2 separate regions of the Mus musculus genome follow, and region 1 is linked to region 2. The links are chromatin loops, found by intact Hi-C in ENCODE. Cell type or tissue: heart. All regions are shown on one strand. Links, peaks and the distances in the headings refer to the core of each region. The heading gives the core; the rest is flanking DNA.

Region 1 (4,394 bases), core at 230-4,229, 64 kb after region 2:
ACTCTGCTCTTGTCTGCCTCGCAGAATGCGTTTCATTGGAGTCCATCTGGATTCCTCTACTTCAGCTTGTTCCTCTTCTCTGCCTTCCTTTGGGGTCATATTGGCTGGGTATTGAGAGGTGTATTTGAGGGTGGCCTCTTTTCTCTTTTATGTTCTTTCAGTCTTGGTGACTGACCCCAAGGCATTGTCGTGAGCACACCCAAACCTTTTCTGCGATTGCACCATCGGTCTCCCCTCCTCCCCTAAAGCTTTTCTTTTTCCCCACAGTCAACTTCTGTCCCATTCTTTCAGGTTTCAGATGTCGTTCCTTTCCCCACCCTGCCCCAAATAGTTACCTGAGATATAGTCTGACATAGCAACCTGTTAATGTCCTTCTTTTCTCTAAGCAGAGTGAGTTCCCACAAAGGAACATCTTATGGTTGGTACACTGATACATCTTTTGCATGTAGCGTAGGGTCCGGCATATTGTAGGTACTGGCTCTCATGAGATGTTTGAAGTGAGCATGCACTCTCTCTCTCTTTATTTTCTTAGGCTTGATGATTGACCCCAGAGTGTACGTCTGCTTGTCAAGTGCTCTACCAATGAACTCTTTCTTCCTTTTTGTAAAAACGTGTTTGTTTATTTGTTCTGTGTGTGAATATGTATATACCTACATGAGTTTATGTGTACTGTGTCCTGAAGGACAAAAGAGGGCATCTGCTTCCCCTAGAATTAGAGTTACAGGCAGTTGTGAGCTGTCAGGGGGTATCAGGTGTGCCTTTCTAATCCACACACTGACACTGTAACTTATCTGTTTCTCAGGTTTAGGCACCATCCTTTGGTGCCAGCATTTAGTTTGCTTTCATCCCCTCCTGCCCCTTGCTTCTCAGTTCTCATTTTTTTGCCAGCTGTAATCATATTGTAATTGTACTGTAATTTGGATGAGATCAATATCCAGTGTTTACTTTATTGCAACTGTGGAATCTTCTCCACAGATGAACCGTTTAATATAGTTTGATTTACTTTTGCCTCTCATGGTTAGGTTGCACGGCCAATATTGACTTTTTTTTCATTGTTAATCTTTGATATAGTTATGAATAATTCAACCTCAAATTCTATACCAGTTGTAAATCTCTCTTCGATATAACCAGCCACACAGGGATTCTGTCAAGGTCATCTTTGGAGGAAGAGCCTCTGGAACCTTCCATTGCTCTCAGGGCAGAGAATGGTTTCCACTTAGCACCTTCCTGCCAGCTCCTTTAGGCTCTGTCTTGTAGGAGGGCCTTGCTATGTGTTGTCTTTCCTGTTGGTTGAGTGTTCCATGGACACATTTCCCAGGGCCTCACAGAGGAAGGCTGGAGTTGCAGAGATGGAAGAGACACGTCTGAAAATGCCTTCCTCTTCCTGGATTTTAACTGATGACCTTGCACTCAAGGATGTTTCTCCAGCTAGTTCTTGACAAGTTCTATGCATCAGACTCTGATCTTCTGTATATAAACCCTTTCCTCTGGGATTTTGTGGGCTTTTCTTTTTGAGTCCTGATTTAGATCCTGTTAACATGTGGAAACATTAGCAGATCCTTCGCTCTGGCCGGCCTTTCCTTTTCTTTTTTTAACTGTTGTCCTTGGCTGACCTGGAACTCACTGACTATGTAGACCAATGGTTCCCACGCTTCCCAGGGCTGTGACCTTTTCATATATTCCTCATGTTGTGCTGACCCCCCAGCCAGACATCATTTTTGTTGCTACTTCATGACTCTCTTGTTGCTACAGTTAAAATTGTAATGTAAATATCTGATACTCTACCCTGGGAAAGGGTCAGTCAGACCCCAAAGGGGCTGAGGACCACAGGGTGAGACCCCCATATAGACCATGCTGTCCTTGAACTCCCAGCAATCGGCCTGCCTCCCAAGTGCTGGGATTAAAGGTGTGCACCACCACGCCTGACCACTTTTTTTGGGGGGGGGGGAGAAAGTTTAATTTGGGGAGCAAAATAGCCTTTAATTCTAGAAAGAAAAAAAAAGTGTTATATGCTGGGATTTTTTTTTCTTTCTCTATCTCAGCTTGTGAATACTTCTGTCATCTGATATTGGCTCCCACACTTTGCACGATTGCTCTTTGATCTCTTGATCCAACTTAATGAGCATACCCGGAATTGGATGGCTCAAGCCTGCTGGTGACTTTAATTTCTGCCGCAGTTTGAGTTTTCATAGTTTTTTTTTTTTTTCTTTTTGGTCCTCCAAATGCTTCTTGCTTTGTGTCTCTTTTTGGTAATGTCTTTTGTTCTCGTGTGGATGCATTTGTCTCAGATGACCAGTCTGAAGATGTGTTCGTTCCTCCCTCCATTGGCGTCCCCTCCAACCCCCGAACCCCGACTTTTATCTAGAGAATTTTGCTGATTCCCCCTGCAGTTCCAGGCTTCCTTCACCGTGACTTGGCTGCACCGTTTGCTGTTAGAAACCCTCAGTGCTGGTATTTTTAGCTCTTTATTGCCCTCAGCTCCAGCTATTTATGAAATACTTCAACCAGAGTACAAGAGGCGAAGAAGAGAGGGAGGAGGTGGGCTGTGTGTGTGTGGGCTCTAGGCACTTGTGCAGGCTTCTTCCTGCCCTTAGCGTGGACTCTCTAACCCTTCCAAGGATGGAGGACTCATGTTAGATTTCTATGAGAAAACAGAAGCAGTTGGAGAGCTTGGTAGACATCTTGGACTGTCTTATCTGTCCCATCCCATCCCCTGTCACATCCCCCCCCCCCCAACAACCCACCAGGGTGGGAAAGAGAGAGGGGGGAGGGGGGAGGAATATTAACTGAGACAAAGAGGGAGAGGTGATATGTTAAATAGTCCCAGGATTTAAAACAAGAGATAACTGATTTTTAGTGGAATTTGGCTTATCCTTCTGCCCTCTGCCCCACCTTGGCCTTCAGTTCTAGAAGAACCTGTGTGGTTGAAATAAACTTGCCTCTGGCCCTTCCTCATTTAGGATGGGACTTCTCCAGTGCCTAAGCCAGTTGCTAAGTGCCTGTGTGTTGTCTTTCAAGCACAGGTCCCCATGTCCTCTGCCCTTGTTGGTTTATGTCCTGGTAGTTGAAGACTCACTGAAGGAGTGTCTCACAGAAACAAGCTGGGACTGCTGCTGAGCAGGCATGCAATCACACTTCTGTGCAGGCCCTGACTCCATTTCACTGGCTAGGGCTCTGTTGAATTGGGAGGAGAGGTGAGTGGAGGCTCTGGGCCGTTCCTAGATTGAGCCCCAGCTCTGCAAACATGCCCACTCTCTCCGAGCCTCTCTCCTCCCTGCCTTAAGACCAAGGACATGAAGCAGATGAGTGCAAGTCTCTCTTTATTCACCAGGCTTATTTTATTTAAGGAAATTAAGGTGCTCTGTAATTGAACATTAGCACAGGGAGCAGAGACCTACTGTAGTTGACAGAAGAAAACATGAAATTAAAGTTTTCCTCATATTACTCAATGCACTGATTCCAAAAACCCTTCAAGTTTTAACTAAAATGGCAACCCATGGTTCAGGAATCAGGAACTTGTAAAAGGTTAAATATTCTGAAGGTTCCCCCCACCCTCCCCGCCTTGGGCATTGTTAGCTGATGGCTAAGCACACTGGATTCATGTTCTCAGTACCCGGATGAAGTTTATTTCAATTGGGAAACTAAGAAAGCTAATAGTTGAGGGGTGAGTTTTCCCTTTGTCCTCTGGCAGTGGAGACATCCCCGGTAGCACCTGCCAGGAACTTTCCTTCCTGTGAGGGCTCTGTATGTGGGGATAATCGCCCTATCTGTAGATTCTTTTCTCTAAGTTACTTTTCTCAGTTGAGACGGAAGGCAGTGGGCATGGTCTGTCTTTGTGGTTTTGCCTGGATGGTTTGATCATTAACCCAGTAGAGGTCACCGCGGTCAGTACAGTGACTGAGGGGAAAGCTGGGTTGTGAAGTCCTTTACCCTGTGACCTGAAAACCAGAGATATCTTTCCTAGGGCAGGGTTGCACAGGTTGATCTTTACAGCAGAGCCACCCCTAGCCCAGTTGTCAGCCCAGACTCTCCTTGGCAAACTGCACGGATTATTCTGAGAGTTTAGCAAGCGGTGGTTATTTATTTGATTCTTGCACTGACATTTGGGAACCATTATTTTAGGGACGGGAGGCCAAAAAGCAACTCAGACTCTCAAGTATTTGCAGAACTCAGGGAAAGAAAAACAAGACAAAAGAAACAGAACAAAAAAAAAAAAAAAATCCAGTATGCCTGATCAGCTGACCCTCTCCTGTCAATCATTGTTCATACCCATTTCTCCTTCGCAGTGAGATCTCCTTGCTCAAAGGTGGTAGAAAGGTTGAGGAGCCTTGCCTCAGCATAGCTCTCCAAGGTGTGTGTGTGTGTGTGGTGCCAGGGAAATGCTAGTGATCCCC
Region 2 (4,394 bases), core at 296-4,295:
TCAAATGAGCTGACGGTTCTCAAAGGATGAAAAACAAATGACCGATAACCACATGAAAAAAAAAAAACCTCAACATCACCACCCATCAGAAAACTATAAATAAAAACTACATTGAAATCTCATTTTATCCCAGTCCGAATGGCAAGTTATTGAGAAAACTTATATCATGGCCAAGTTGGCTTAGTGGACCAGGGCACCTTTGACAAATCTGACAACTTGAGTTTGATCTCTGGAACCTACACAGTGGAAGGAGAAAACCAACTTCTGCAAGTGGTCCTCTGACCTCCACACCTATACCACAGCACACCTATACCACAGCACACCTGTACCATGGCACACCTGTACCATGGCACACCTATACCACAGCACACCTATACCACGGCACACCTGTACCATGGCACACAACGGCACTAAACTAGCAAATAAGCAATCATTGGAATGGAGACAGTAAGTACCAAGTAGGATAAAGACAAAAAGAAGCCAATCTATGTTATTGATGAGTGTAAGCTAGTCCAGCCACTACAGAATCAGTTTACAGGTCCCTTTAGAAACTATGAACAGACCTTCCGTGTAACCCAAGCAGGCTTGGTGTCACCCAACAGATCCAAATCAAATGCCACACTTGCATGTCAATGTTTATCACAACACATTTCACAGTAGTTAAGTTATAGAAGCAACCTGGGGCGGAGCAATCCCAGATGGAGAAGTAAAGGAAATATGGTATATACACACAGTAGGATTCTTTTTTCTTTTTCTCCCATAAAGAATAGAGCTATGTCATACCAAAAAAAAAAAAAAAAATGGATGTACCTATAGATAACCATAATGATTGAATTAAGCCAGTCTCAGAAAGATGGCTCAGGCCTCCAAAAGGTCCCTCATTGCCCAATTACCTGACTAACTCCACCATAGCATGCTAGGAACGTGAACAGCAGGCCCGGGATTACAGTGACCCTCTGGGGTACCTGCCGAGGGATGCTGTGTGCCTATTACTGTGGTGGCTCACAGAATCGAACAGCACTGTGTTGGAAGGTTGCGGTGTCAGTAGAATACAGAGACCGGAAGAGTACATTCTCTTAGCCTTCTTTCCCAGAAAAATGCCCAGCGAAACCATTAGGCTATCACGGCTGTCGTTATGATTAAAATAGAATGATATTTCAAATGCCGAGGATTAAAATCATTATGAGAATGAGGCCGTCATCAACAGTCGATTCTGGCCATTTTCCATTCTACAGACTCTGCTCCATTTAGCGGTTCTAGAAAGCTTTGTTCTTCTCATCAGATGGATGAGGAAGCTGCGGTCTGGGGAGCGTCCCATCTGTCCGAGTTTGCTTTCTATCACTGTGGTAAACAGCTCTACCCAAAGCAGCCAAGGACAGAGAAAAGCTTATTTACTTACTTCCGTGTCACAAGCCCATCAATGACGGAAGTCAGGGCAGGAACCTGGAGACAAGGATTGATGCAGAAGCCATGGAAGAGCGCTGCCTTGCTCACCATGGCTTGCTCCGCCTGCTTTCTTATACAACCCACGACCACCGGCCCAGGCGTGGCACCGCCCACAATGGGCTGGGCCCTTCCGTGTCAATCACCAATTTAAAAAGTGCTCCATAGACTTGCCTTCAGGCCAATTTGATGGAGTCATGTTCTTAGCTGAGGCTCCTTTTCCCTAACTTGAGTCACATTGTCTAAAAAAAAAAAAAAATCCTTACAAGCATTGAACACTTTCCTTGAGCCTTTTCACACCAAATAAGTGATATAACTGGTATTGAACTTCCGGTCACTTGACAACAGCATCTTATTTCCTAACTTACAATTCGGCTCCTGAGATCTCACTTCTCCAGTTACTGAGGCATGCCAAGAAAATCCTAGGTCCTGGATGCTCTAAATATACCCTACTTTCGTTTACCTTTCGGGCAGTCTTGGGTTATCTGGAAACAGATGCGGAGGCCACTCTTGGGCCACTTACATTTGTACCTCACTAAGCTCTGTAAGTAGCCCTTTAAGAGTCCAGCCCCCGCCTATAGAAGGGGAGAAGACAGAAAAGGGCTAAAGGTGGACCGGCCAATTGTGTTCTCACTGTAGCGCTGAGTACAGCTGAGAGACTTTGGAAATAATGAATAAAATTAAGCTCCAGGATTATAGTCTCCCTTACGTCTTCACTCATCTGGATATAATGCAATGAACTGGCCAATAGCCAAATCCCACTTACAATTGTAAGTATGAAAAGGGAAAACCTCGGATATTATACTTCTATTGCTTTAGATTGTCTTTCCTTTTTTTTTTTTTTTTTTTTTTTTTTTGCTAGATATCTAATTGCTATGAAACTAGTTTTCCAGATTCGGTTCATTCCTTTAGAAAAAATTTTGAAGTTGAGCTAATAAACTGATTTCCTGTCAAGTTTTTTTTTTAAGACATTCCTATAATTTTCCCATGGTGCTTTATTTTTTTAGACTTGTTTTATAGTATGCATATGAGTGTTTTGCCTGCGTGTATACATGGGCACAGCATGCATGCCATGCTCATGGCGGCCAGAAGAGGGCACCAGATTCGCTCTTGGAACTGGAGTTAGAAATGGTTGTGAATTGCCATGTGCATGCTGGAAATGGAACCTAGGGCCTCTCTGTAAGAGCAACAAGTGTGCTTAACTGCTGAGCTATATCTCCAGCCCTGAGAGTGCTTTTCTAGGATTTAAAAAAAATGCTAGCAATATTAATAAGCAAACGTTATACAAACGATAGTCTATTCTGTTTTTTATGCTTATTTCTAGAAAAAACTCACAACTCACAATTCCCCCTTAGTTGTTCTTTCCTGAGGTTACCAGCACTCTTTGAAGGACTCGCTCTCTAATTCCTAAGTCCCGTATCTTTAAGCGACTGGCATTTCTTCGCTCAATGAAATGCAGAGGAGTGTGGGTACAGGGACAGGGAAGGAAGAGTTAATTTCTACACTATGAAATACTCTGATTTTTAGAGCAAAGAAGAGAAGACCTAGAAATTAAATTTTAATAGACCTCTAGATTTGGGCAGCAATCAAAGGTTCTCTCTATAGTAACAATTACACACATCGCTGATCTGAGATCAAATATTTATGTCTTCCTCTCCCTGCTAGAGAAAATGCTAGCATTTTCCTGGCTACAGATATCACCAGGGTAATGCAATAGAGGGTCAAAGAGACGAAAGATGTCTTTCACGGTGCAGAAAGGAGTAGCGTGCCTGCCAACGATTGAGCACAACTGGAAATGAGTCAAAATGGGGACAAAGTACTGTGTTTGAGTAGATATTTTAGGCTATAATTCTAACTTCTACTGAAGCACTGTCTTGCCTATCAGCGAAACACATACAAAAGAAGATAAAGAAGTCTTGTGCCAACAGGAGACAAAAGCTCTTCCCACCTCTTCAGAGCACTTTCATTTTCAGGAGTGAACAGTTTGAATAAGACACTTCCATTATTCCTTAGGGGGCATGCAACCGTTTAAAAAAAAAAAAAAAAGGATGAAATACAGAATATACTTCCCCATGAAAAAATATTTCCATTGGAGTTTCTAATATAGAAACCAGTAACAGATTGAATTCTGCTTACACGGGATGCCACTAAACAGTGATAATGTCCCCTGCACCTTGGAGGACTGGGGCTTGCTTCTCCTGACCCACTCATACCACCACCAGCAGCAGCACACTGTCAGCTGCCACCGGCTGTAGCTTTGGTAGTAATAAAGTCTGTGCTCCGTATCTTTTTCGGAAATATTTATAGAGCTGCCTTTGGGGAACTTTGGACTTAATAACTCACCGTGCATTCACCTAGATTACCTATTCTACAAGACCTTTTCTTCTGTTTTGTTTCTTTTGTAATTTGATTTCAAAGAGTCTATAAAATTCTGCTAATTTTTATTTCTCAGTGAGCTCAAAATATACAACCCAGTTGGTCCAACCGTGGCCATGCCCACGTCTACACTTACTCTAGTAGGGGGATAGTGAAGCTCTCTTCTGTTTATCGGTGAGATTGGCTGCTGACTGTTGTAGAAAATATGTAATCTCAGTCAGAGGCTTCTACCCCACCTTTGGTTATTCGATTTCCAGATAAAAGACAAACACAACCTTTAATTTACAACATGCCTTTATCAGTACTAAAGCTGGCCAGATATCTACCTTCTATGCTATCAAAATCAATTTTCCTATCAATAACAGAGTTATGATTTACCATATTCCATCTGGGCTGCTCTCAACTCCAGTTGGCTAGCCCTCACAGCCATGGTACCCCATGGTGTCTTCTCCTCTCCCTACCTTCCTCTCTTTTCGTGGTCTCCTCAGACCCCAAGCCCAGGAACCCCAAACCCCACCCATGTCTCTTCAGCCTAGCTATTAGCTGTTGACATCTCTATTTAACCAATAGTTCTA

The links. A loop is a pair of places that touch in the nucleus more often than their neighbours do. Peaks named below come from ENCODE experiments on the same cell type or tissue, not always from the same donor. Only the 100,000 strongest peaks of a DNase experiment are listed, where the experiment ranks them.
Region 1: a loop joins it to region 2, with 2.2 times the contacts of the local background. A loop is called at or near these places in 1 of 42 quality-filtered maps.

Annotation. Positions count from the first base shown.
Region 1 is chr15:95,834,732-95,839,125 of GRCm38, forward strand. All of the region lies in intron 1 of Ano6 (anoctamin 6), which reads left to right. Among named protein-coding and RNA genes, the nearest start is that of Gm17546, 6.9 kb to the left of the region's middle. In heart, for the core only: a CTCF peak has its summit at 2,118; DNase peaks (open chromatin) are centred at 1,450 and 1,560; H3K4me3 peaks cover 668 bases; H3K27ac peaks cover 2,785 bases.
Region 2 is chr15:95,771,140-95,775,533 of GRCm38, forward strand. No RefSeq gene overlaps it. Among named protein-coding and RNA genes, the nearest start is that of Ano6, 18 kb to the right of the region's middle. In heart, for the core only: a CTCF peak has its summit at 2,527 (motif pointing right); a DNase peak (open chromatin) is centred at 2,553.